Linked DNA regions of Homo sapiens: all the other regions are linked to region 2. Evidence: chromatin contacts called from ENCODE Hi-C or POLR2A ChIA-PET data. All regions are on one chromosome and are shown on one strand. The core of a region is the stretch at or near the end of the contact, and the rest is flanking DNA. Distances in the headings are between cores, read along the strand shown.

Region 1 (6,232 bases), core at 722-3,221, 300 kb before region 2:
CTGTGGAGGAAGAGACGGAGCTGCTCCTTAGAGTATGTCCATTTAGAAACTCAAGTAGTGCAGAGCACAGACCTGCACCATGGAGCTTGGGCTGTGTGACCTCGGGCGAGGTATTTACCCTCTCTGTGCCTCAGGTTTCTTGTCTGTCGATGGGGGTGCAGGATCCCACCATCGTGGGGTGGCTGTGAGGGTTGGAGGTGCCTGTGTGAGCCCTGGGAATGCCATGGTTATCTGAGCAGTAGCATTTCCTGGGAATGAAGGGGAGATCGCTGTGCACCAGGACCTGCAGCTTTCAAGTTTGGTGGGGGTTTTTGTTGTGTCTCTTGTATCCACAAAGGATTGCTTATTTTGAATTGTGTTGACACTGGAAATTGCAGAAATAATGGACACACTTGTCCTGTGGTCACAGCAACATAGGCAGTGGCCCGCACTTCACTTGGCTGTGGTTTGTCCCTGTGTGCTGGGCGAGCCGTGCACGCCTTCCTGCACTGGGGATTTCAGTGTGATTCTCACGTCACCTTTTAGGCATTTGGAAACTTCACCTGTAGTGTAGAGGCCAGGAGGTGCCGAGAGAGCTCGTCGAGGCCACTACAGCTCGCCAAGTTATGCAGTCTTCCTTCTTGTAATGAATGCCCTTTAAGAGGTTTCTCTCTGGGATCCTTGTACAGGATTCCTGGAGTAACACTGTCCACAGAGCCCAAAGGTAGAGGCAGCCCAGTGTCTGCGGATGAATGGATAAACACGGGAAGTGTGATCTGTGCACACAGTGGGATATGATTCAGCCTTAAAAAGGAAGGCGATTCGGACACACACACCCCAGGGATGAACTCTGAGGACAGTGTGCTGAGTGACATGAGCCAGTTACCAAAGGACAGATCCTCTGTGATTCCACTTAGGGGCCACCCTTAGAGTCATCAGATCCATGGGTACAGGAAGTAGAATGGAGGAGACAGGGGTCATTGTTCAGTGAGTACCGAGTCATACATTGGAATGAGGCAGTACCTTGATGCCATCCAATCCAGCCCCAGGTTGGTGAGGCTGTGAGGGCTGTTTGCTCAGAATCCTGGCTTTCTGCACTTAGGGGAGCTTCCTGCCCGGGCCAGAGCTGGGATCTCCTGCTCAGCCGGACCCTGGGGTGTTACCGGCTGGGTTGGAATTGGACCTGCATTACTGTGTGTTTCTCCTCTCCTGCTCCCCGCCCTGTGAGCCTGGCCACGCCTCCCTCTTCTCCTCGCCCACTCCCCACCCTGTGAGCCTGGCCACACCTCCCACGATCTTTTGACAGACTCTGCTTTGTGGTCTTTGGGCTCCAAGTTTCGTTTTTTCAGAAGAACTGCCCCAGCTGTGTCTGGGGTGAACAAGATGTGCTTTCCTCCCTAGCACGGGGATTGCGTCCTGGACACGGAGCGGTAGCTCCAGGGCACTGCCCTAGAGTGAGACTCCTACCTCTGTGGGCAGAGATGCCAGACCGCCCTCAGCCACGACGTGCGATGCAAAGCTTTCTAGGCTCCTGTGTGGCTCTGCCGCACAAACGGCTGTGGCGCATGGCATTGTACCCCCCACTCCCTGCTCCTTGAAAGAGATGCAGCTTGGTCATTGCCCAGTGCTGTCTGCAAGGGAGATGGCTCCCTGGGGAGGTGGCCCAGGGTCAGGGTCTCCCTGGGAGGGTTGGGGTACCAGCTGGCTGCAGGGAGTAGGGGTGCTATGCGCCATGCCACCCTTTGAGAGGACTGAGGAGTGTCTGGGGGACAGGTGGGATAATAGTTTCCAGCTCTGCACTGGACCCTGAGTCCTCTGGGGTCTCTGCCACCTCCAGGCTCATGGGATGCCACATTGACAATTATGAGGGCCTCCGGCTGAGGGCCAAGGACTATAGCCAGCCCCTGGCCTGGGGCGCCACGCGGTCCTGCAGGCACGCAGGGTGGAAAGTCCCTGGCTGCACCTTTGAGAGCTCTGGAAAGTCCCTGAGAGGAGCCGGGTTTGGTCATGTGGGAGGGGCGGGCACTGCTCTGGAATAACTTGGCTGTGGCCTTTGATTTTGTTGATAAAACCTCTCACTGGCTGTAAATGTCACACATGGGGACGGAAATCAACCCGTCTATACAGTTGGGAGCCGCTCTGCCCCTCGGAGCCGCCTCTCTTTGCTCTCCGGGTGCTCGGAGTGTGCTGCTAGTTGGGGCCTTATTGTAAACACAGTACGGAGGCTAAGGCTGCCTTTCCTCCTTGATGGTCGGAACTTTATTGGAAAAGGGGAAAATCCTGCTTAGCTTTTGAATGTTTGTCCTTTGCAATGATGCCTTTCTAGGAACTGAATGATTTTATTTATTTATTTTTATTTTTTTGAGACGGTCTTGCTCTGTTGTCCAGGCTAGAGTGCAGTGGCGTGACCTCGGCTCACTGCAGCCTCCACCTCCCAGGTTCAAGTGATTCTTCTGCCTCAGCCTACAGGCGCCTGCCACCACATCCGGCTAATTTTTTATATTTCTAGTAGAGATGGGGTTTTACCACGTTGGCCAGGCTGGTCTTGAACTCCTTACCTCAAGTGATCCATCCACCTTGGCCTCCCAAAGTGCTGAGATTCCTGGCATAAGCCACTGCACCTGGCCAAATCGAATAATTTTAAAACTTTAGGTAAATGTTGATGGAGTGCTTGCTGAGTGCCAATAGCAGAACTGAATTCCCCAGTGGGCCCCTGAGCTACTCGTTCTGGCAGCTGGATGCGGGGGTGCGGGGAGACTTTCCAGAGAGGACATAGGCTGGCTGCACGAGCAGCGGAAAGGCCAGGAAAAGCCAAGTATGCTCGGCCTCATGGACATTCTAGTGACATTCAGAGGGATGACGACTGTATTTGCGTCAAATGTGTAGTTTGAATTCTGGCTGAATAAATATTGATTTTTTTTTTTTTAAACTGTGTCTGCTGTGGGTGGGGAGAAGACTGAGACAGATGGTGCTGGTGTAGATGTATCTGCTGCAGGACAACCCTGGTCCCACTGGAGATTTCAAGTACCGAGTGCCAAGAGAAAGGTTTTTTTTGTTTGTTTGTTTGTTGTTTTTTGCGATGGAGTCTCACTCTGTCACCCAGACTGGAGTGCAGTGGTGCGATCTCGGCTCACTGCAAGCTCCGCCTCCCGGGTTCACACCATTCTTCCTGCCTCAGCCTCCTGAGTAGCTGGGACTACAGGCGCCCCCACCACTCCCGGCTAATTTTTTTGTATTTTTAGTAGAGATGGGGTTTCACCATGTTAGCCAGGATGGTCTCGATCTCCTGACCTCGTGATCCGCCTGCCTCGGCCTCCCAAAGTGCTGGGATTACAGGCGTGAGCCACCGCGCCCAGCCAAGAAAGATTTTATTTTTGACATTTCGAGCATGCAGCGCATCTGAGCAGTGAGGCTGAGAGTAGAGGTGTGCCGCTGCCCCACAGGCCTACATGCTGCCCCGCAGCACCTGCCAGCCTTCGCCAGCCTACTTTCAGCCCTTCAACCCCCCACACACATTTTTTTCTTTTCTGGCTTATTTTAAAGCAAATGAAGATGTCATATCATTTCACCTATGAGCATTTTATTACTATTATTTTTAGAAATAGAGTCTCGCTCTGTTGCCTAGGCTAGCGTGTAGTGGTGGGATCATAGCTCACTGCAGCCTCAAACTCCTGGGCTCAAGTGATCCTCCCACCTTGGTCTCCTAAAGTGCTGGGATTACAGGTGGGAACCCACTGTGCCCGGCCATTTTACTATGTTTTAAAGAACAGTCTTTTTTATTTTTATTTTTTTATTTATTTGAGATGGAGTCTCACTCTGTCGCCCAGGCTGGAGTGCAGTGGCACGATCCCGGCTCACTGCAAGCTCCACCTCCCACGTTCACGCCATTCTTCTGCCTCAGCCTCCCGAGTAGCTAGGACTACAGGCGCTCACCACCACTCTCGGCTAATTTTTTTTGTATTTTTAGTAGAGACGGGGTTTCACTGTGTTAGCCAGGATGGTCTCAATCTCCTGAGCTCGTGATCCACCCGCCTCGGCCTCCCAAAGTGCTGGGATTACAAGGCGTTAGCCACCGCGCCTGGCCTAAAGAACAGTCTTTTAATTAAATCTAAGAACATTGACTATTTGTGCTTTCGTTTTTAGGTTTCATAAGCCAGAATAGTTGCTGAGGCTCCTCTTTGATTCAGCTTGATGGTGGCTTGTTACACACTAGTGTGGCCGAGGGCTGGGTCCTGTCCCGTCAGTGGGTAGCAGAGTGCAAGGCGCTGTTGGGTTCAGGGAGTTGGTTCCTTTAGCAGGCTTAGCTTGGGCCAGTGCCGCTGGAGGTCTTGGAGGGCTGGGCCCATGTTCCCTGGGGCGCCTCTAAGGAGTAGTTGCTGTGCCTGTGTGAAGGTTTGGGAGGAACACTCCCTGGGGAGGTTGAATGGAAGCCAGCCCAAGTGCCTGTGCTGTCCAGAGCAGGGTCTCCCCTCTTGGGGGAAGTAGCATTAACCTTTCCTGAGTCACTTGGGGCTCCTGAGCTGTAGCCAGCTCTCTATGGAGCTGCTGACCCCCACTCCCCACCCCATGAAGGGCCCCGCAGCCAGGTCCTCTGCTGCCCTGGCCTCTCAGGAACCTTCCTCTCAGCACATTGTCCTCCTCTCTCCGGGTTGTGCCCATCGGTACAGAATATGCTCTAGTCTCTCCTGTCTCAAAACTTAGTGTTGTGCTCAGTGAGCTAAGCTAGGCACAAGAAGATAAAGACTGCGTGAATTCACTGACAGAGTCCCCGGAGTGGTCAAATTGAGAGCCAATAGATGGTGCTGGGGGCTGGAGCAGGGGAATGGGGAGTTAGGGTTTAACAGGGACAGGGTTTCAGGTTTCTACAATGGGAAAGCGTGATGGAGGTAGATGGTGGTGATGGTTACATAACATCAGTGAAATGTACTTAATACCACAGAACTGTGCACTTGAAAATGGTTAAGATGATACATTTTATGTTTATCATGATTGAAGAAACAGCAGATTTTCAACTTCCTGTTCCTTTGACTTCCATTCCCTTTCTCTGTTCCCAGTCATAGCAGACTTCTCCCAAAAGACGTGTTTAACTCTGGCCAGGCACAGGGGCTCATGCCTGTAATCCCAGTACTTTGGGAGGCTTAGGTGGGCAGATTGCTTGAGCTCAGGAGTTCAAGACCAGCCTGGGTAAGATGGCTCTACCGCCGGGCGCGGTGGCTCACACCTGTAATCCCAGCACTTTGGGAGGCCAAGGCAGGTGAATCACGAGGTCAGGAGATTGAGACCATCCTGGCTAACACGGTGAAACCCTGTCTGTACTAAAAATACAAAAAAATTAGCCGGGTGTGGTGGCGGGCGCCCGTAGTCCCAGCTACTCAGGAGGCTGAGGCAGAAGAATGGCGTGAACCCAGGAGGTGGAGGTTGCTGGTTGCAGTGAGCCGAGATCGCGCCACTGCACGACAGAGCAAGATTCCATCTCAAAACAAAAACAAAAAACCAAGATGGCTCTGCCAAAAATACAAAGAAATTTAGCTGGGTGTGGTGGTGCGTGCCTGTATTCCTATAGTCCCAGCTATGTGGGTGCTGATGTCGAGGCTGCAGTGACCTGTATTCTTACCCCTGCACTCCAGCCTAGGTAACTGTATCAGTCCATTTTCATACTACTATAAAGAAATACCCGAGACTTGGGTAGTTTATAAAGAAAAAGAGGTTGAATGGACTCATAGTTCCATGTGCCTGGGGAGGCCTCACAATCATGGAGGAAGGCAAAGGAGGAGAAAGGCACGTCTCACATGGCAGCAGGCAAGAGAGCATGTGCAGGGGAACTGCCCTTTATCAAACCATCAGATCCCATGAGACTTACTATCACGAGAGCAGCACGGGAAAAACCCACCCCATGATTCAATGACCTCCCACCAGGCCCCTCCCACAACACATGGGGATTATGGGAGTTGCAATTCAAGATGAGATTTGGGTGGGGACACAGCCAAACCATATCAGTGACAAAGTGAGACCCTGTCTCAAAAAACAAAACAAAACAAAAAGCCCTGTTTAGTTTTATTTCTGTACCTCACCAGCCCCTTATGGAGGCAGGTGGGACCTCCTGTGGCTTGGGCCAGAGGCCTGAGAGTCCTTCTTGACTTCTCTGTGTTCCTGTAAGCGGCACGTTCAGTCTGCCGGCAGGTCCACGTGGCTCCCCAGACACATCCTGAATCCGGCCCTCTCTCCCGTTACACTAGCACCTTTGTAGTGCCTG
Region 2 (6,290 bases), core at 1-2,500:
AGCGAGGGCGGTGGCTGTCCTGGGACAGGCCCCCTCCTCGACTGCCCACTGTGCCTCGACCTCCAGGGGGCTCTTCCCGAGGGCAGGCGCACCATCCCCTCCAGGCACCGGCTGGGATCCGAGCTCCTGGCTCGGGGAGGCCGGGCCCAGGTCTCCCTTTGGCAGCTCCACGGACTGCCTCCCCTCAGGAGGAGGAGCCCCGGAGGCCTTGCTCTTGGGGATGACCATGAAAGAATTTCGAGAGTTTGCGCGGAGGCTGGCCAGCGCCCGGGCCTGGAGGTCCCCCAAGGGGATGGTCTCCATAACTGGCTTGGGGGCCGGCCGTATCTCGAAGGAGTCGTTGGTGCTGGTGGCTGCGGAGACGCACTGGCGCTGGCTAGGAGTGGCACTGGCAGGGGGTGAGGCTGGAGTGGCACTCGGGGTCCCGGGGCTGGGGGGCGGGTGGAGGGAGGGATCCCCCGACTCCACCTTTGGCTTCCACTGTCCCGACCCAGGCGGGGAGCCCGCGAGGCGGTTGGCAGGGCCGGCCCGGGGCTCAGGGGCCGAGTGCCCGTTGGAGAGCAGGCGGGCGCCCGCGCCGCGGTGCAGACCCCGGGGGTGGACGGTGAAGGAGTTGCTGCCGGTCTTCTGGAGGAAGTCGCTGCGCCGGGCCCCGGGGCTCGCCCCGCCACCGCGGGGCCCGGGCGCGGCGGGCGGGCTGGGGGCCGCGGGCGGGGGCCGGGGCGGCGCGGGCGGCGGCGGCGGCGGCGGGGGGCGGGCGCGCTCGGGGCTCCCGCGGCGGCGCGGCGCGGCGGGCGGGTCGAACCTCTCCAGTAGGCGGCTGACGCGGCCGGGCGGCGCCCCGTACACCAGCACCTCGGCGGCGCGGATCTGCGCGGCCCCCGGGGCGGGCGGCGCGGGCGGGAAGCCGGGCACCGTCTCGATGATGAGGACGCTGTCGGCGCGGAGGGCGCGCACGCCAGGCACGCGGCGGTACCGCTCCAGCAGCCGCGCCCCCGCCGCGCCCCCGCCGCGCCGCCGCTCGGCCTCCAGCAGCATGAACGGGTTCTCGCGCAGCGGGCCCAGGCTCTCGGCCAGCACCCGCTGCTCGGGCTCCGCCGCCCCGGGCCCCGCGCCCCCGCCCAGCGCGGCTAGCTTGGCCCGCTTCCGCTCCAGGATCTCACGCTTCCAAGCGGGCACCGCAGCGCGCGGCCCCGAGCCCGGCCGCCCCAGGGCGGCCATGCTGCGAACGCGGCAGCGGACGGCTGGACTGAGGGCCGGAGTGGCAGCCGCCGCCGCGGCCAGCCTGGGCGCCGCGGCCACGCCCCCTCCCGGGCCACCGACCATTGGGGAAAGCCCGCTCTCCCCGCCCCGTGCGGGAGGCCCACCTATGGCAGGGGAGGAGGGCGGGCCCCTCAAGTGACCCTACCGATTGGACAACACTCGCCTCAACCCCGCCTCCCAAGGGACTTCATTGGACAACGCCTATCACCGGAGCTGGCCTCCATTGGGGACGGCCCCCCGGACACACCCCGGTGCCTCGCGCCGCTCACTGGCAGACCCCACTTCCGCCTCTGCGCTCTCAGCTCCCGGCGTCCCTGGGGGTAGCCGGGTGCGCGGCCCCTGGACCCTGCGCCCCGAGTGACCTTGGCTGAGCTTGGGACTTCCTCATGCTGCCAGCACCGAGGCCGCCTGTTCCGTCCGCTGAGAGCGCGGTGCAGGAAGGGCGCTGCTCCAGGACCGAAGGCACCCGTGTCCGTGGACGGTGCACAGGCCACACTCTGGCCCGGACCCTGCTTTCACCAGGGGTCCTCCGACCTCCGGCAGGTGCCTGCGGGGCTTGGAAATGCCAATTCTGGAGCCCCGAGCAGCCCCAACGAACCAGTTTCTCAGAAATCCCTAGTTTTTATAGGCTGCCCAGGTGGGAGCCTCTTAACCCAACCTTGCCATCCGTGGTCCCCAAAAAGCATCTGCAGGAGCAGGCACAAAGGAAGCAGCCTCTCCCGCCACACGCAAGCAGGTTCACCAGGGCAGGGCCCTGCATGCTTGGAGAGCTCTCCAATGCATTCAGAGCCAAAAAAAAAAAAAAAAAGCCAGGGTAACGGTGGGCCCCATAGGGCCGACCCCTGTGTCTGATTATTCCACCCTGCTGCCACGTTAAGGTTACTCCTCTCCCATCGGTTGAACGTCCCCTCATCAAGGCTCCGGATACCATGACCCTGAGGGCACAGCCTCCCGGCTGACAAGTCCCTTCTGCCCCAGGGAGGGCTTCAGAGTGCTTCCACAGCCTTTCAAGCCTGCAGACAATAGGGAGATCGCTTGGAGTCACGGGGAGAAGGGGAATTGGAGTGCACGGACATCACCTTCTTTCCATCACCTGCCCTGCAGTCAGCAGCCTGCTCAGTAGACACTGCTGTTTCCCACACCAAGGTCGCCTGGGTCTCTGCAATGATGCAGAACAGATTTTTTTTTTTTAACTTGGGGATGCCCTTCTCAGCTTCTGTGCCCCATGACAGTCTGCAGCAGCCGCTAGCTTAATGCTTGCCTTATTCTCCTGCCACTCCATTAAGCTGGAGAAAATAAACTTTTTCTTTTTCTTTTTTTTTTGAGATAGAGTCTTGCTCTTGTCACCCAGGCTGGAGTGCAGTGGCACGATCTCGGCTCACTACAACCTCCGCCTCCAGGATTCAAGCGATTCTCCTGCCTTCGCCTCCCAAGTAGCTGGGGTTACAGGTGCCCACCACAACGCCCGGCTAATTTTTGTATTTTTAGTAGAGACGGGATTTCGCCATGTTGGCCAGGCTGGTCTCGAACTCCTGGCCTCATGATCTGCCTGCCTTGGCCTCCCAAACTGCTGGGATTACAGGCGTGAGCCACTGGGCCTGGCCAGAATAAACTTTCATTTCAGCTTTCCAGAAGCCAAGTGTCTCCTCCCTTAGGGCCCTCCTCAAATCACCTTTCTAAAGGAAGCATCTGATGTTCATCACTTCTACCCTAGTAGGGTTGCCCAATTCTGAACTACCAAAATAAAACAGGGGAACACACAAAACACAAAATCTAGAAATAAATAACATTACGAGGAAACTCACTCCCACTGTTCAGCTTGAATCTGGCTTTGACAAAAGTTATGCCAATCCCAGGCTGGACACAGTGTCGTAGCAACAAACCAGATAAGCTGCCTCCAACGCAAGCCCCTCCATGGTTTACACAACTAAGCATACACGCCAGGCAGAGGCTGACACCGCACTCCGCTGGCCAGGCTGATGCATGAGAGCAGAGGTCAGCACACCTGTTCTGTAACGAGCCAGATAGGAAATTTTTTTTTTTTTTTTTTTTTGAGACAGAGTCTCGCTCTGTCGCCCACGCTGGAGTGCAGTGGTGCTATCTCGGCTGACTGCAATCTCTGCCTCCCAGGTTCAAGCAATTCTCCTGCCTCAGCCTCCTGAGTAGCTGGGATTACAGGCATGCGCCACCATGCCCAGCTAATTTTAGTATTTTTAGTAGAGACGGGGTTTCACCACGTTGGTCAGGCTGGTCTCAAACTCCTGACCTCGTGATCTGCCCGCCTCCGCCTCCCAAAGTGCTGGGATTACAAGCGTGAGCCACCGCATCTGGCCCCAGACAGGAAATATTTTAGCCCACTGGTTTTTGCCAGGGACAATTTTGTTCCCCAGGGCCCTTAGCAATGTCTGGATAAACATCTGCTTGTCACAAGTGAAGGCTGCTACTGGCATCTACCCAGGAGAGGCAGGAGCACTGCGAAACAGACTGCATCCTCACTAGAGAATCTTCTGGCCCCAAAGGCCAAGAGTGCCAATTAAGAGACCTTGGACTCTGAGGGTCATATCCACTCTCTGTCACAAGTTCTGCTTTTGTTTTTTTTTTTGTTTGTTTGTTTTTTTCTGAGACAGAGTCTCGCTCTGTTGGCCAGGCTGGAGTGCAGTGGCGTTGTCTCGGCTCACTGCAAGCTCCGCCTCCCGGGTTCACGCCATTCTCCTGCCTCAGCCTCCCAAGTAGCTGGGACTATAGGCACCCGCCACCACGCCCGGCTAATTTTTGTATTTTTAGTAGAGACAGGGTTTCACCGTGTTAGCCAGGATAGTTTCGATCTCCTGATCTTGTGATCCACCCACCTCGGCCTCCCAAAGTGCTGGGATTACAGGCGTGAGCCACCACGCCTGGCCTGCTTTTGCTTTTAATCATTTAGGGGTGTAAAAACCATCCTCAGCTCAAGGGTCATACAAAAACAGGCCTTAGGACATTGTTTGCTGATCCCTGCTCTACAGAGTGCCAACAAGGCCCACAAAGACCACACTCTGGCAAGAAGTCATGGGCTCTGGGGTCACAAACTATTCAATGGGTCTTTAACATGAGCCCAGATTGTTGTCTTCATACAGGGTGGGGGGGGGGGTGCCTGAGTTACCCACCTCCTAGAGCAGGAAGGAGGGATTCTCCAGAACAAGTGATTCCCACCACCACCATCCACTAAGCTCTAGCCACAGGTTTCAATCCATTTAAAACCGCAGCTCTGTAACCAGCTACACCACGTAGCAGAGAGTATCTCAATATTCATCCTATTTAACCCTTGAGGGTTACAGGCAACCACTATTCATTTCAGGAAAACATTCTCTTACTTTATTTGCATCTCAGCAAAGGTTCTCATGTGGCACCTGACTGGCATCAAACCAAAGTTCGTAGGCCAACAAAGATGGGCCACTCACAAGCTTCCCATTTGTAGATCTCAGTGCCTATGAGTATCTGACACCTGTTCCTCTCTTCAGTCTCTTAGGGAGGCTTAAATCTGTCTCAGGTGTGCTAAGAGTGCCAGCCCAAGGTGGTCAAAAGTCCACAAAACTGCAGTCTTTGCTGGGATAGTAAGCCAAGCAGTGCCTGGACAGCAGAGTTCTTTTCTTGGGCAACAGATAACCAGACAGGACTCTAATCGTGCTCTTATTCAACATTCTTCTGTCTCTGCCTAGACTGGAATAAAAAGCCAATCTCTCTCGTGGCACAGGGAAGGAGATACAAGCTCGTTTACATGTGATAGATCTAACAAAGGCATCTACCGAAGTCTGGTCTGGATAGACGGCACAGGGAGCTCTTAGGTCAGCGCTGCTGGTTGGAGGACATTCCTGAGTCCAGCTTTGCAGCCTTTGTGCAACAGTACTTTCCCAGGATCCACAGGAAATACTCAGAGTCCACCTGGACATTTTACTTATATTCAGTTTCCAAGTGTCAGAGGGGTTCAGGACTGTCTGGCCTGGGGGGCCTCCTCATGACCTCAATTCAGGATTATCTACTCAAAGCATTAAACAAAAGGAAATACATTTTCAGGATGAAGGCTGCTCTTTTAAGCCCTGCTGAAGAAACCATTTCAAACAGGATTGGAATAGGGAAACCCGGCACTCAGCTCGGCGCAAGCCGGCGGTGCCTTCAGACTAGAGAGCCTCTCCTCCGGTGCGCTGCAAGTAGGGCCTCGGCTCGAGGTCAACATTCTAGTTGTCCAGCGCTCCCTCTCCGGCACCTCGGTGAGGCTAGTTGACCCGACAGGCGCGGATCATGAGCAGCTGCAGGAGAATGAAGAGCGGGGACGTAATGAGGCCGAACCAGAGCTCCCGAGTCTGCTCCGCCAGCTTCTGGCACAACAGCATCTCGAAGACGAACTTGAGACTCAGGACCGTAAGTACCCAGAAAAGGCGGAGCACCGCCAGCCGCTTCTCTCCATCCTGGAAGAGGCGCACGGACACGATGGTGGTGAAGTAGGTGCTGAGCCCGTCAGCGGCGAAGAAAGGCACGAACACGTTCCACCAGGAGAGGCCCGGGACCAGGCCATCCACACGCAGTGCCAGCAGCACAGAGAACACCAACAGGGCCAGCAGGTGCACGAAGATCTCGAAGGTGGCGAAGCCTAGCCACTGCACCAGCTCCCGGAGCGAGAAGAGCATCGCGCCCGTTGAGCGCGGGCCGGGGCCCGGCCGAGCGTGCCACCCGCGGGGCTGCGTCTCCTCTCCCCGTGGCCCTCGCCCGCGCCTGCCGCCGCTGCTGCGAGCGAGAGGCAGCGAGCGGCCCCGCCAGCCCCAGCCCTCGGCCCTGATGCGCCGGCAATCCCCCGGCCCCGACCCGGGACTCAACCCTGGCCGCCCGTGAACGCCCGCCTCGATCGGACGCCATGCCCCCACAGGGCGCGTCCCTAGTGCGTCACTTCCGGTCGACGGCGGAAGGCGGAAGGCGGAGCGGTCCCTGCAACCCGGCCGGCGGGAACTGCCTTCTAGTTTTTAGTCTCAGACCAGACCACCGGGCGCACCCCGATG
Region 3 (5,632 bases), core at 1,494-3,993, 350 kb before region 2:
TGCTCTTCCTGGGCTTCCCAAGTCCAGGCTCGGCCGACAACTTCCTGCGCTTTGGCCTGGAGGGGCTGCTGCTATCCCCCACCTACCTATCGCTGCGTGAGCTGGCCACACACGCGGCGCCCCTGGGCAGCTACGCGCGCGAGCTGGCGGCCGCTGGGCGCCTCTACGAACCGGCAGAGTGCTTCCTGCTCAGCGTGTCCGTGGCCGTGGGACCCGGCACCGCGCCACCGGGGACACCGGCCCTGCCCGCGCCCGCGCCACGCAGCCACGGGCCAACAGTGCGCAAGTTCGCCAAGGTAGCGCTGGCGGCCGGCAGCCCCGCGCGGCCGCCCCCGGCGCGGAGCCGCGAGCCCGACATGGAGACGCTGATCCTGACGCCACCGCCGGGCACGGCGGGCCTGGATCAGGACGGCGAGGCGGGCCGGCGCGCGCGCGAGGTGGCCTTCATCCACATCCAGCGCGAGCTGCGGCTGCGCGGCGTCTTCCTGCGCCACGAGTTCCCGCGCGTCTACGAGCAGCTTTGCGAGTTCGTCGAGGCCAACAGGCGCTTCACGCCCACCACCATCTACCCCACGGACCGGCGCACCGGCCGCCCCTTCATGTGCATGATCATGGCCGCCTCCGAGCCGCGCGCGCTCGACTGGGTGGCCAGCGCCAACCTGCTGGACGACATCATGTGAGGCGCCGGGCCCACCAGGCCTAGCCCAGGCGCTGGCCCGAACCCTGCCCTGCCCACTCAGGCCCCGCCCGGCCCACCCAGGGCCGCCCCCGAGCCCCGCCAGGGCCCCACCCCGACTTCTTCTAGGCCCCGCCTCTAATTCCCCAGCCTTCCAAGCTCCGCTCAGTTCGGCCTCCAGCTCCGCCCAGGCCCCCACCCCCCGGCCCTTCGTCCCCGTAGTGTTCCTCACAGGCCCTTCGCCTTCCCACCCCCAGCAACCCCTCTCCCTCCTCCGGGCCTCCTCCCTCTCCCAGCTCGCCCTCGAGGATCCCCAGAAGAAGTCGGTCCTCGCCCTCGGTGCTCCCCGCTGGGAGGCGGGGTGGGCCTGAGGACCGCCGAGCTCTGCCTTCACTCGGAGGGGTCACTACTGCACAGACCCCACCCGTAGAGATCCGGTCCCCGTCGGTCCGCGGGGCTCTCGCTGGAGCCTCCCCGACTCCGGTTTCCCCTCGTCCAGAAGCCCGACGTAACCAAAGCCCAGTCTGTCACTTTAAACACGCCCCGCCCCGCCTCCCGCGGCTGTGTTGCCTCCTCGCTGGAGAACACCCTGGTCGACCTCTGTGCGTCCGTGTGCGCGAGCGCGTCCCGCCGAGGCGGTGGGCAGGGCGGACGGTGCGCAGTGCGTTCCCGCTGGTCGGAGCCAGCACACTAACCACGCCACGCGCCCTGCCGTCCCTTCGCCTCCAGCCGCTGCAGTCTGGGCCCTGCAGGAGCTGGGAAAAACCGCAGGGAGGTCTTCAGGCCGATATGCAAGTCTCCCAGCCGAAGGGGCAGGGGACCTGAACAGGGGAAGCAGAGCACCTGGGCCTGGCCAGAGCTGACACCTGGCTAGGAGAGGAAGGACCAAGGGACGGGGCGTTCCCAGGTGGGAGCCTGGAGGGCAAAGCGTGGTGCGAGCAGGTGAGGGAGAGAGCTAGTTGGTAAGCGTGGAAGCCCACCCGAGGGGGCTTGACCTGTCCCGAGAGGTCCCCGCACACCCGCTCTGGCCGCACGCCGTACTGCGGGCGTGGAGGCGCAAGCCCGGCGGCCCGGCCTCCACCTGTCCCCCAAGTGCACCCTGGTCCGCGCCCAGAGCTCTCTGGAGGGTGGGGTATGCGGGAGAGGGGTGGAGGCCAAACGCAAGGGCCCTCCTGGAGTCCCCAGCCCTACTTCGGAGCCAGGGGAGGGGGCACCAAGTGAGAGAAATTGGGCACCCCCGCCTCCGCTCCTGCTTTCGCACCCGGCACGCCCATCTCGTCCCCGCGCGTCTGCACCGGCCAGGCGTCCCGCTTGCCCACCCGCCGCCGCGCCCCGCGCCCCCTACCCCAGGGCCTCTGCATTCGGCCCCACCCCTGAGGGCCGGCCGGGAACGCCCCTGGACCGGAATAATTTCCAGGGGGCAAGAGCTTTCGAACCAAGTAAAATAGAACTTGAATGTAGCGGCTGCCGTTGCCTCCTTGTACCGGTAGCGGGGTTGGGGACGGAAGCCTTCGGTCGGTGGAGAGGAGAAAGGGAGAGGCCTTCGGGCGGTGGACGGGGAAGAGAGGGAGTCCTTCGGGCGGTGGAGGGGGTGGAGAGCGAGGCCTTCGGGCGGTGGAGAGCGGGGAGGGGGGAGGCCTTCGGGCGGTGGGAGGGGGAGAGAGGGAGGCCTTTGGGCGGTGGGGGCCACGGGGAGGGTGGTCTTCGGACTACGTGCGGGACAGGAGGTCAGGGCTGGCAAGTCCCTCAGGCCTCCCTCGTTGCCCCAGCCTCGCGGGCCGCCTAACTGCCCCGTTCCAAGGGTGCCACCGGACCCCGCTGGAGAGGAACTTCTCCGTTGGCTGGATTTCATCACCACCCATTCCCGATTCCACGTTTCCTTTAAGCGGGGCTGGCGGAGCCGCAAGGCGGCAAGGAACTGGATTGCGATTGGTCAGCACGTGCCTCGGTCGGCGGTACAATTGGCTGAGGCGCTGGGCCTTGGGAAGCATTCCCCGACGGGATTGGTCGTCGCTCTCGCAGAGCCCGCCTCCCGCAGTACAAGCGGCCCCCGGGTCGGGTGGGAGGAGGGGACTCCGGGAGGAGGAACATGGCGGTGGCGGACCTCGCTCTCATTCCTGATGTGGACATCGACTCCGACGGCGTCTTCAAGTATGTGCTGATCCGAGTCCACTCGGCTCCCCGCTCCGGGGCTCCGGCTGCAGAGAGCAAGGAGATCGTGCGCGGCTACAAGTGGGCTGAGTACCATGGTGAGGGCGGGACCTGCGGGCATGCCAGGGGCACGCCTGGCGAGGCGGGGGCGGGGCTGGCGGGACGGAGACGGGGCTGACGAGGCAGGGGCGGGGCTGGCGGGGCGGGGGCGGGGCTGCGGGCCGTAGCGGACTGCGCTCTGCTCCGAGTCCTGCCCCTGCTAGGTTTGACCCAGGCTGAGGTCCTGGGCGGGAAGGGCGTGACACGGCCTGACACCCTCCCCAGCAGTCTCCCAGTTCCCGCGCCCTCCCCGGTTCCACCCTCCTTCGCTCATTCATCCCTGTCCCAGCCTCAAGGGGCTTCGTCTCTCCTGGGGAAGGGGCTGTTCAGAGCTGGGATTTCAGACCCCTTCGGCTGGGAGTTCCTCCCGCGGCCTCCAAGGGCGGCCAGGGCACGTCCTGAGGCCGCCCTCCCATCCCAGCGGACATCTACGACAAAGTGTCGGGCGACATGCAGAAGCAAGGCTGCGACTGTGAGTGTCTGGGCGGCGGGCGCATCTCCCACCAGAGTCAGGACAAGAAGATTCACGTGTACGGCTATTCCATGGTGAGCCGCAGCCCCGTCCCGCCCTGCCGGAGGCCCCAGTACCAGCTTCGAGGCCCACCTGAGCCTGCTGCCCTGACCCGTGGCCCCAGCTGAGCACGCAGGCTTCCTGGGGTTCTCCCAGGGTCGGCGGCAGAGCCCTCCCTCCAGGGCCCATTGTGTTCCTGCATTCCCCCATGGAGCACACGCCAGACCTGAGGGGTGGGACGGACACCCCCAGACATGGCCGGCTGTCTCCTCTCCCTGCCTTGGGAGGCCTTGCTGGGCTCTAGCTGTCCTCCAGCACTTTGGGCCCTGGGCCCCCAGAGGCAGTCAGTACCTGGGTGGAGCTCAGAGTCCCCACCTGTGCTCTTCACAAAAACCACCAGCAGATGAGACCCACGTGCGTCCCTCTGGGCGCCTCAGGCCCCAGGATCCACCATCAAGGTTTGCTTGCCTGTGGAGGTCGCCTCTCCCCAGGGGAGCCCCCAAGGGCGGTCGGGATGGTGGGTTTGGCATCCCCAGGCACTGCCTATCCCTTTCCCACACTCGCTTCTGGTGTGGCTGGTGGCTGGATGCCCAGAGCCGGGTATCGGGTTGAAGGGTCCAGGTAGTGCCAGCAGGCGTCTTCTCTTCTCCAGGCCTATGGTCCTGCCCAGCACGCCATTTCAACTGAGAAAATCAAAGCCAAGTACCCCGACTACGAGGTCACCTGGGCTAACGACGGCTACTGAGCACTCCCAGCCCGGGGCCTGCTGCCTCCAGCAGCCACTTCAGAGCCCCCGCCTTTGCCTGCACTCCTCTTGCAGGGCTGGCCCTGCCTGCTCCTGCGGCAGCCTCTGGTGACGTGCTGTCCACCAGGCCTTGGAGACAGGCTAGCCTGGCCACAGAATTAAACGTGTTGCCACACCTGCCGGCTTCTGAACTCTGTCCTTGGCTTCCTGCACCCTGCGTCACCACCTCCGGGGGCCCCCAGACCCTAACTAAAGCAGGTGGGTGGGGGAACACAGGAGTGGCCCCAGGGAGTGGCGGTGCACACTCAGCCCTTTGGGGTCTGATAAAGGGGCCCGCTGATGGCCTGACTGCTCTTCCCACGGCCATCGTCCTCCAGGGCATCTTGGAGGAGGTCTGGCAAGCCCTTGCGAGAGGAGTCAGGGCCTGGTCCCTCGGGCTGGCCAAGACCTGGGGCGCCCACCAGTGCTCCCTCCTATGAGCCCATCCCAGGGCTCCCCAGTGTCCTGTCTGCCCTGAGGCTCCTTCCGTGACCTGCAGGCTCCTTCCATGACCAGCCCCATGGGGCCTACCAGTATCCAGGGTCAGGTCGCACAGCTGCATCTACCCCACAGGCTCACGTTGACTCTGGAGGCCCCTCCCAGGTCCCTCTTGCACCCGGCAGGGCTGTGGGCAGGACACGGGTTCAGGCCTTGCCCTGGGAAGCCCCATACACAGTGGGACTCCATGGGGTGGTGCAGGGGCACCCTGGGGGCCAGGGCTGGTTGTACACAGGGCACCCCCACCTTTGTCAGCTCACTGGTCCTCCGGCCAGCCTCTCCAGACGGGCACTGTCATAACCACATTTTACAGACCGGGACACTGAGGCTCAGTGACACAAGCTCCGAGGTCACACCATGGGAAATCACAAACAGGGCCTGGCCCCAAATGCCACACTCCTTCCCCAGCCCCAAAGACCCTGCCCCAAGCATGAGTCTGCTCCATGAGAAACCGAAGTTTCTGGGCTCCTAGGGACCCTGTATCTGGCACCGGACAGCACCTGGCTGCTCAGGACGAATGAATGACGGCGTGATCCTCCACAGCCTGACTTAAAGGCAGGTTCCCCACGGCTGAGAACGCAGGGACCAGCTCTGGTGCACGTGCTGGACTCCTGCAGCTGCTGGACTGGTTGAGTCCTGACCTTGGCCAGCACCACGCTATTGCCAGAGGCACAGTGAGAGGCCACGGCGGCCTCTGCCCGCCCCACACTGCCGAGCAGAGTCCTGGTGGGGTGCCTGGGTCCCTCCCCATTCCAGTGGGAGCCTCCCCTTCACCAGGCAGGGCAGGGCAGGGTGGAAGAGCCTGACCTTGTGTCTGAGGGAGCCGGGCAGGTGGGAGCTGACCCTGGGTCAGAGGCCCCCTCCTGGGGCCACTTTCACGGCCCATGCTTGGCACCGTCAGCACTGGGTGGGG
Region 4 (5,732 bases), core at 1,368-3,867, 330 kb after region 2:
CTTGTGGAATATACATGCTTATCTCTGCTCTCTTAAAAAGATACAAACCTCCAAGGATAAAGACAAAAGCTAAGAGTAGATAAAAAATGTCACTGAAATTTTAGCGGCTGATGAAAGCAAGTGACAGGGTCATGGCTGGTGGAGCCCTCTAAGGAAAGCTGACACTTGGTTTTAGAGGTGCAGAACCTGGACAGAGAGGACTGGTCCTCACTGCAGAGCCAGAACGAGGCTAACATGCAGGTGAGACGGGAAGAGGGGCAGGCTAACCCCAAGTCACTTTCCTGACCCCAACAGGCTGGAAATGGCTTTTCCCCGTGGCCAGAGGACTACCAGGAACTCTCTGGAGAAGGTGAAGCAAGCAGGTAAGAGCCCAAGGACATCAGGTGTGGCTACGAATCCAAGAACAGTGTCCACTCCAGACGGGAGCACTCCCAGACTCCTCAGTGAGTGTCCACTCCAGACGGGAACACTCCCAGAATCCTCAACAACAGTGTCCACTCCAGACGGGAGCACCCCCAGACTCCTCCCCAAGTGTCCACTCCAGATGGGAGCACTCTCAGACTCCTCAGTGAGTGTCCACTCCAGATGGGAGCACTCTCAGACTCCTCAGTGAGTGTCCACTCCAGACGGGAGCACCCCTAGACTCCTCCCCAACAGTGTCCACTCCAGGCGGGAGGACTCCCAGAATTCTCCACAACAGTGTACACTCTAGACGGGGGCACTCCCAGAGTCCTCCCCAACAGTGTCCACTCCAGGCGGGAGGACTCCCAGACTCCTCCCCAACAGTGTCCACTCCAGGCGGGAGGACTCCCAGAATCCTCAACAACAGTGTCCACTCCAGACAGGAGCACCCCCAGACTCCTCCCCAAGTGTCCACTCCAGATGGGAGCACTCCCAGACTCCTCAGTGAATGTCCACTCCAGACGGGAGCACCCCCAGACTCCTCCCCAACAGTGTCCACTCCAGGCGGGAGGACTCCCAGAATTCTCCACAACAGTGTACACTCCAGGCGGGAGGACTCCCAGAATCCTCCACAAGTGTCCACTCCAGACGGGAGCACCCCCAGAATCCTCCCCAACAATGTCCACTCCAGGCGGGAGGACTCCCAGAATCCTCCACAACAGTGTCCACTCCAGACAGGAGCATCCCCAGACTCCTCCCCAAGTGTCCACTCCAGATGGGAGCACTCCCAGACTCCTGAGTGTCCACTCCAGATGGGAGCACTCCCAGACTCCTCCCCAACAGTGTCCACTCCAGGCAGGAGGGCTCCCAGAATCCTCCACAACAGTGTACACTCTAGACGGGGGCACTCCCAGACTCCTCCCCAACAGTGTCCACTCCAGACAGGAGCACCCCCAGACTCCTCCCCAACAGCGTCCACTCCAGACAGGAGCACTCCCAGACTCCTCAGTGAGTGTCCCCTCCAGACAGGAGCACTCCCAGAATCCTCCCCAACAGTGTCCACTCCAGGCGGGAGGACTCCCAGAATCCTCCACAACAGTGTATACTCCAGGTGGGAGGACTCCCAGAATCCTCCACAACAGTGTCTACTCCAGATGGGAGCACCCCCAGACTCCTCCCCAACAGTGTCCACTCCAGGCGGGAGGACTCCCAGAATCCTCCACAACAGTGTCCACTCCAGGCGGGAGGACTCCCAGAATCCTCCACAACAGTGTCCACTCCAGACGGGAGCACCCCCAGACTCCTCCCCAACTGTCCACTCCAGATGGGAGCACCCCCAGACTACTCCCCAACACTGTCCACTCCAGGCGGGAGCACTCCCAGGCTCCTCAGTGAGTGTCCACTCCAGACGGGGGCACTCCCAGGCTCCTCCCCAACAGTGTCTACTCCAGGCGGGAGCACTCCCAGGCTCCTCAGTGAGTGTCCACTCCAGATGGGTGCACTTCCAGGCTCCTCCCCAACAGTGTCCACTCCAGATGGGAGCACTCCCAGACTCAGACAGGAGCACTCCCAGACTCCTCCCCAACAGTGTCCACTCCAGATGGGAGCACTCCCAGACTCCTCCCCCTCCTCCAACCCAGTGCCACCACAGCAGAACATACGCAGATTCCTTTCTGAGAAGCTGCCCTAAAAAAAAGACCTACAGACCCTGACCTGTAGACTCCCAAACCATGAAGGAAAGAGCCAGCGTCCTGCTCAGTCCTCCTGCAGGGAGTGTCCCCTGTTAACGAGCCCTGACCCCATGCACACGCAGCCTATATGCAGCTTTCAGGTGGATCACGCTGTTTTCGTTTTGTAGTTAACCCATGTAACTCCCACCGAAATCAATATGTAGAACATTTCCAGTAATCTAGATTACCTTACGCCTCCCCGGGTCGATACCCAACCTAAACCCCTAACAGGCAACCACTAATGAGACCTTAACCCCAGCAGGGCCAAACACCAGGACCAAGTCCCTCGAACCGCGCGTTCTAACAGGCAACCACTAATGAGACCTTAACCCCAGCAGGGCCAAACACCAACACCAAGTCCCTCCAACCGCACGTTTTTTGTAAAGGAAGTTTTTTTTGGAACACTAGATGGCCACATTGAGTAGCTGCAAGAGAGACCACGTGGCCCATAAAGCTGAAATATTTACACTCTGGCCTTTTACAGAGAAAGCTGGCTGGCCAGCCTCTGTCCTCAAGTGTCAGTACAGCTGGTAGCTGAGCCTCAGGTGAGTGAAATTACACAGTGTGTGCTTTTTGTTGCTGGCCTCTTGGGCTCCACATTATTTCTGTGAGATGCAGCTATGCTGGTTTGCACACTTGTGTTCAATAAGAACTTCATTCACACATAAAGTGACTGCTGGAGGCAGAAAAGCCCCTGATCAGAAAGACAGAAGCCAAAATAAACAGAGAAGAAAAACTCAGGTCAGAAACAACTCAGGGAGCAAAAGAAAACCCATCTTACTTTATCCATGAAGTAAGAACAAGATAATTTTTAAAAATTAAAACATAAGAACAAAGATACTTTTTTAAAAAGAACATTCAGGGCCAGGCGCAGTGGCTCACACCTGTAATCCCAGCACTTTGGGAGGCCGAGGCAGGCGGATCACAAGGTCAGGAGTTTGAGACCAGCCTGACCAACATGGTGAAACCCCGTCCCTACTAAAAATACAAAAATTAGCTGGGCATGGTGGTGGGCACCTGTAATCCCAGCTACTCGGGAGGCTGAGGCAGGAGAATCGTTTGAACACGGGAGGCAGGAGTTGCAGTGAGCTGAGATCACGCCATTGCACTCCAGCCTGGGTGACAGGGCAAGACCCCGTCTCAAAAAAAAAAAAAAATTAACAGAAAAAACCTCTTGAAATGAAAAATATGACAGAAATTAAAAATTCAATGGAAGATTTGGAAAATAAAGTTGAAAAAATCTAGAAAGTATAACAAAAAGGCTGGGCATGGTGGCTCATGCCTGTAATCCCACCACTTTGGGAGGCCGAGGCGGGCAGATCACGAGGTCAGGAGATCGAGACCATCCTGGCTAACATGGTGAAACCCCGTCTCTACTAAAAAATACAAAAAATTAGCCGGGCGTGGCAGTGGGCGCCTGTAGTCCCAGCTACTCAGGAGGCTGAGGCAGGAGAATGGCGTGAACCCAGGAGGCGGAGCTTGCAGTGAGCTGAGATCGCGCCACTGCACTCCAGCCTGGGCGACAGACCAAGACTCCATCACAAAAAAAAAAAAAAGAAAAGAAAAAGTACAACAAAAAGACAAAGGTGGTGTAGAATAAAGACAATTCTAGATTTCTAAGGTTTCCAAACATACACCTCCCTGGCATCCTGTCTCAGGAAGTGAATGGAGGATTTGCTCCACCAAAACACGCCGGCCGAGAAAGCAGCAGCAAGAGCCCTGTGTAGGGGAAGGAAGGGTGGGTGGTCCTGGGATGGCGTCTGGACAGCAGGCCTGGGGAGGGTCCGACTGGGCAAGAGGATGGGGGCTCCTAGCAGGGGCGCTTCCCAGAGCAAAAAAGCATTCACGGAGCCGCTGGTTCAGGCGTGAATCTGTAATGGGTGCATATAAAAATCACCAAGAGGCCAAAAATAAGCCGCTGGTTCAGGTCGTGAATCTGTAACAGGTGCACAGAAAAATCACCAAGTAGCCAAAAATAACACAACTGTTAATTCCAAGAAAAAGAGAAAGTTGCAAGAAAGGAAATTTAACTATAGTACACTACATAGCTCAGCTGTGAATAGTATCCATGAAGTCGAAAGAACCGCCCATGAGCGGTGCAGATGGGAACGTAGCATGAGGCATGGGGGCAATCTACGGAGCCACACTTCATCTCCCATGACAGGAAGCATGGGGGCCATCCACCGAGCCACACTTCATCTCCCACGACAGGAAGCATGGGGGCCATCCTCCGAGCCACACTTCATCTCCCACGACAGGAAGCATGGGGGCCATCCTCTGAGCCATACTTCATCTCCCACGACAGGAAGCATGGGGGCCATCCTCCGAGCCACACTTCATCTCCCACGACAGGAAGCATGGGGGCCATCCACCGAGCCACACTTCATCTCCCACAACAGGAAGCATGGGGGCCATCCACCGAGCCACACTTTATCTCCCACAACAGGAAGTCAGTGTGTCTAGAATGGATGGGTTAGGAAACAGCAAGAAAAGCTGCTCAGAAGGAACCGAAGCGTTTTCAGTGTGAGGGGACAGACGGCCACTGTTGATAAAACTTTAAGTATGTTTTTAGAATCTGTCCATGTTATTTTGCAAGAATTTAAGTTTTGTTAAAATGACAAACACAAAAGTTTGATGAGGAAAAACGATGTCACGGCAGATGATCAACTGATCACAATACAGAATTACCTCTCTCAGATATCACCCCCATTTTTTTTTTTGAGACAGAGTTGGAGTGTCACTCTGTCACCAGGCTGGAGTGCAGTGGCACAATCTCAGCTCACTGCAACCTCCAAATCCCTGGTTCAAGGGATTCTCCTGCCTCAGCCTCCCGAGTAGCTGGGATAACAGGCACCCGCCACCACACCCAGCTAATTTTTGTATTTTTAGTAGGGATGGGTTTCACCATGTTGGCCAGGATGGTCTCGATCTCCTGACCTCGTGATCCGCCCACCTCGGCCTCCCAAAGTGCTGGGATTACAGGCGTGAGCCACCGTGCTCAGCCAATCACCTCCCATTTTTTACTCCCACTACACTCAGGGAAGATCCATTCCCACCCCTAAGGGAGAGGGGCTGTGACACCAACGCGGATGAGACGGATCGCAGCAGCTGAGAGGAACCCGGCCCGTCTCAGCGCACAGCTCCCCTCTCCTGGAACAGGCATGGCTGCACTGTGATAAGTGAGGCCCAACCTGAATATCACAACAAGATCAAGATCAGAAAGAACAAAGAAATAATGGAGAAAGCCTCTACCCCAGTGAAGCTATTTTTTGCTTAAAGAGAAACGAATCATCCAAGGTAGGTCGCATACAGATGCCCCGTGCTGAACGGGTTTACGTCCACGTAGACCAAAGCTCCTGTGGTCCTTTCCCAGTTTTTCTCAGGCCCACAGGTGCCCCTTACACATCCAGGAGTCCCTGAGAAGCCCACCTCAGCTCCAGAGACACACTAACCAGAGGCTCCAAAGAGGTGCACAGAGGTGGATCTGGTGGCTGGGACCCCACTCTGCCCCAAGCCACGCTGGGGGCTCCCTCGAAGATGAGCACCGGCCTTCTAACGGCAGGTCAGCCTTGCTCAAAGGAGGTGGGTGTCTTCTCCCTC

What was found. A loop is a pair of places that touch in the nucleus more often than their neighbours do. ChIA-PET counts read pairs that join two places held with the same protein, here RNA polymerase II (POLR2A). Pooled maps may share reads with other maps.
Region 1: a loop to region 2 is called in a map with no recorded cell type, with 9 times the contacts of the local background. The contact joins the enhancer-like site here to the promoter of TPRN in region 2. A Hi-C loop is called at or near these places in 2 of 37 single-sample maps with no recorded cell type and 5 of 50 pooled maps. POLR2A ChIA-PET finds 5 or more read pairs at or near these places in 1 of 52 experiments (H1).
Region 3: a pooled map shows a loop between it and region 2 (7-fold over the local background). The contact joins the promoter of PHPT1 here to the promoter of TPRN in region 2. A Hi-C loop is called at or near these places in 7 of 50 pooled maps. POLR2A ChIA-PET finds 5 or more read pairs at or near these places in 2 of 52 experiments (HEK293 and common myeloid progenitor, CD34-positive).
Region 4: a loop to region 2 is called in a pooled map, with 2.9 times the contacts of the local background. The contact joins the enhancer-like site here to the promoter of TPRN in region 2. A Hi-C loop is called at or near these places in 1 of 50 pooled maps. POLR2A ChIA-PET finds 5 or more read pairs at or near these places in 5 of 52 experiments (B cell, MCF 10A, OCI-LY7 and 2 more).

The regions. Positions count from the first base shown.
Region 1 is chr9:136,900,645-136,906,876 of GRCh38, forward strand. All of the region lies in intron 4 of TRAF2 (TNF receptor associated factor 2), which reads left to right. Among named protein-coding and RNA genes, the nearest start is that of MIR4479, 17 kb to the left of the region's middle. RefSeq lists enhancers at 1,139-1,458, 1,689-2,148. Within about 2 kb of position 1,972, at least 35 of the 41 ENCODE cell types and tissues checked have a DNase peak (open chromatin) inside an H3K27ac peak, as active enhancers do.
Region 2 is chr9:137,199,491-137,205,780 of GRCh38, forward strand. It overlaps TPRN (taperin), which reads right to left and starts at 1,251. Exons shown (of 4, transcript NM_001128228.3): 1 at 1-1,251. The coding sequence starts at 1,221. It overlaps TMEM203 (transmembrane protein 203), which reads right to left and starts at 6,158. Exons shown (of 1, transcript NM_053045.2): 1 at 4,592-6,158. The coding sequence starts at 5,924. The coding sequence ends at 5,514. It overlaps NDOR1 (NADPH dependent diflavin oxidoreductase 1), which reads left to right and starts at 6,210. Exons shown (of 14, transcript NM_014434.4): 1 at 6,210-6,290. The coding sequence starts at 6,288. RefSeq lists silencers at 853-922, 1,013-1,482, 5,914-6,173 and an enhancer at 1,711-2,239.
Region 3 is chr9:136,846,666-136,852,297 of GRCh38, forward strand. PHPT1 (phosphohistidine phosphatase 1) reads left to right here and starts at 2,744. Exons shown (of 3, transcript NM_014172.6): 1 at 2,744-2,925; 2 at 3,348-3,472; 3 at 4,090-4,359. The coding sequence starts at 2,766. The coding sequence ends at 4,182. It overlaps AJM1 (apical junction component 1 homolog), which reads left to right. Exons shown (of 3, transcript NM_001080482.5): 3 at 1-2,136. The coding sequence ends at 680. RefSeq lists silencers at 1,686-1,915, 2,136-2,195, 2,276-2,355, 2,536-2,595, 2,986-3,065 and 1 more and an enhancer at 2,716-2,995.
Region 4 is chr9:137,532,479-137,538,210 of GRCh38, forward strand. All of the region lies in intron 8 of PNPLA7 (patatin like domain 7, lysophospholipase), which reads right to left. Among named protein-coding and RNA genes, the nearest start is that of PNPLA7, 15 kb to the right of the region's middle. RefSeq lists an enhancer at 2,405-2,464. Within about 2 kb of position 2,618, at least 7 of the 41 ENCODE cell types and tissues checked have a DNase peak (open chromatin) inside an H3K27ac peak, as active enhancers do; they include B cell, where a contact is called at or near this core.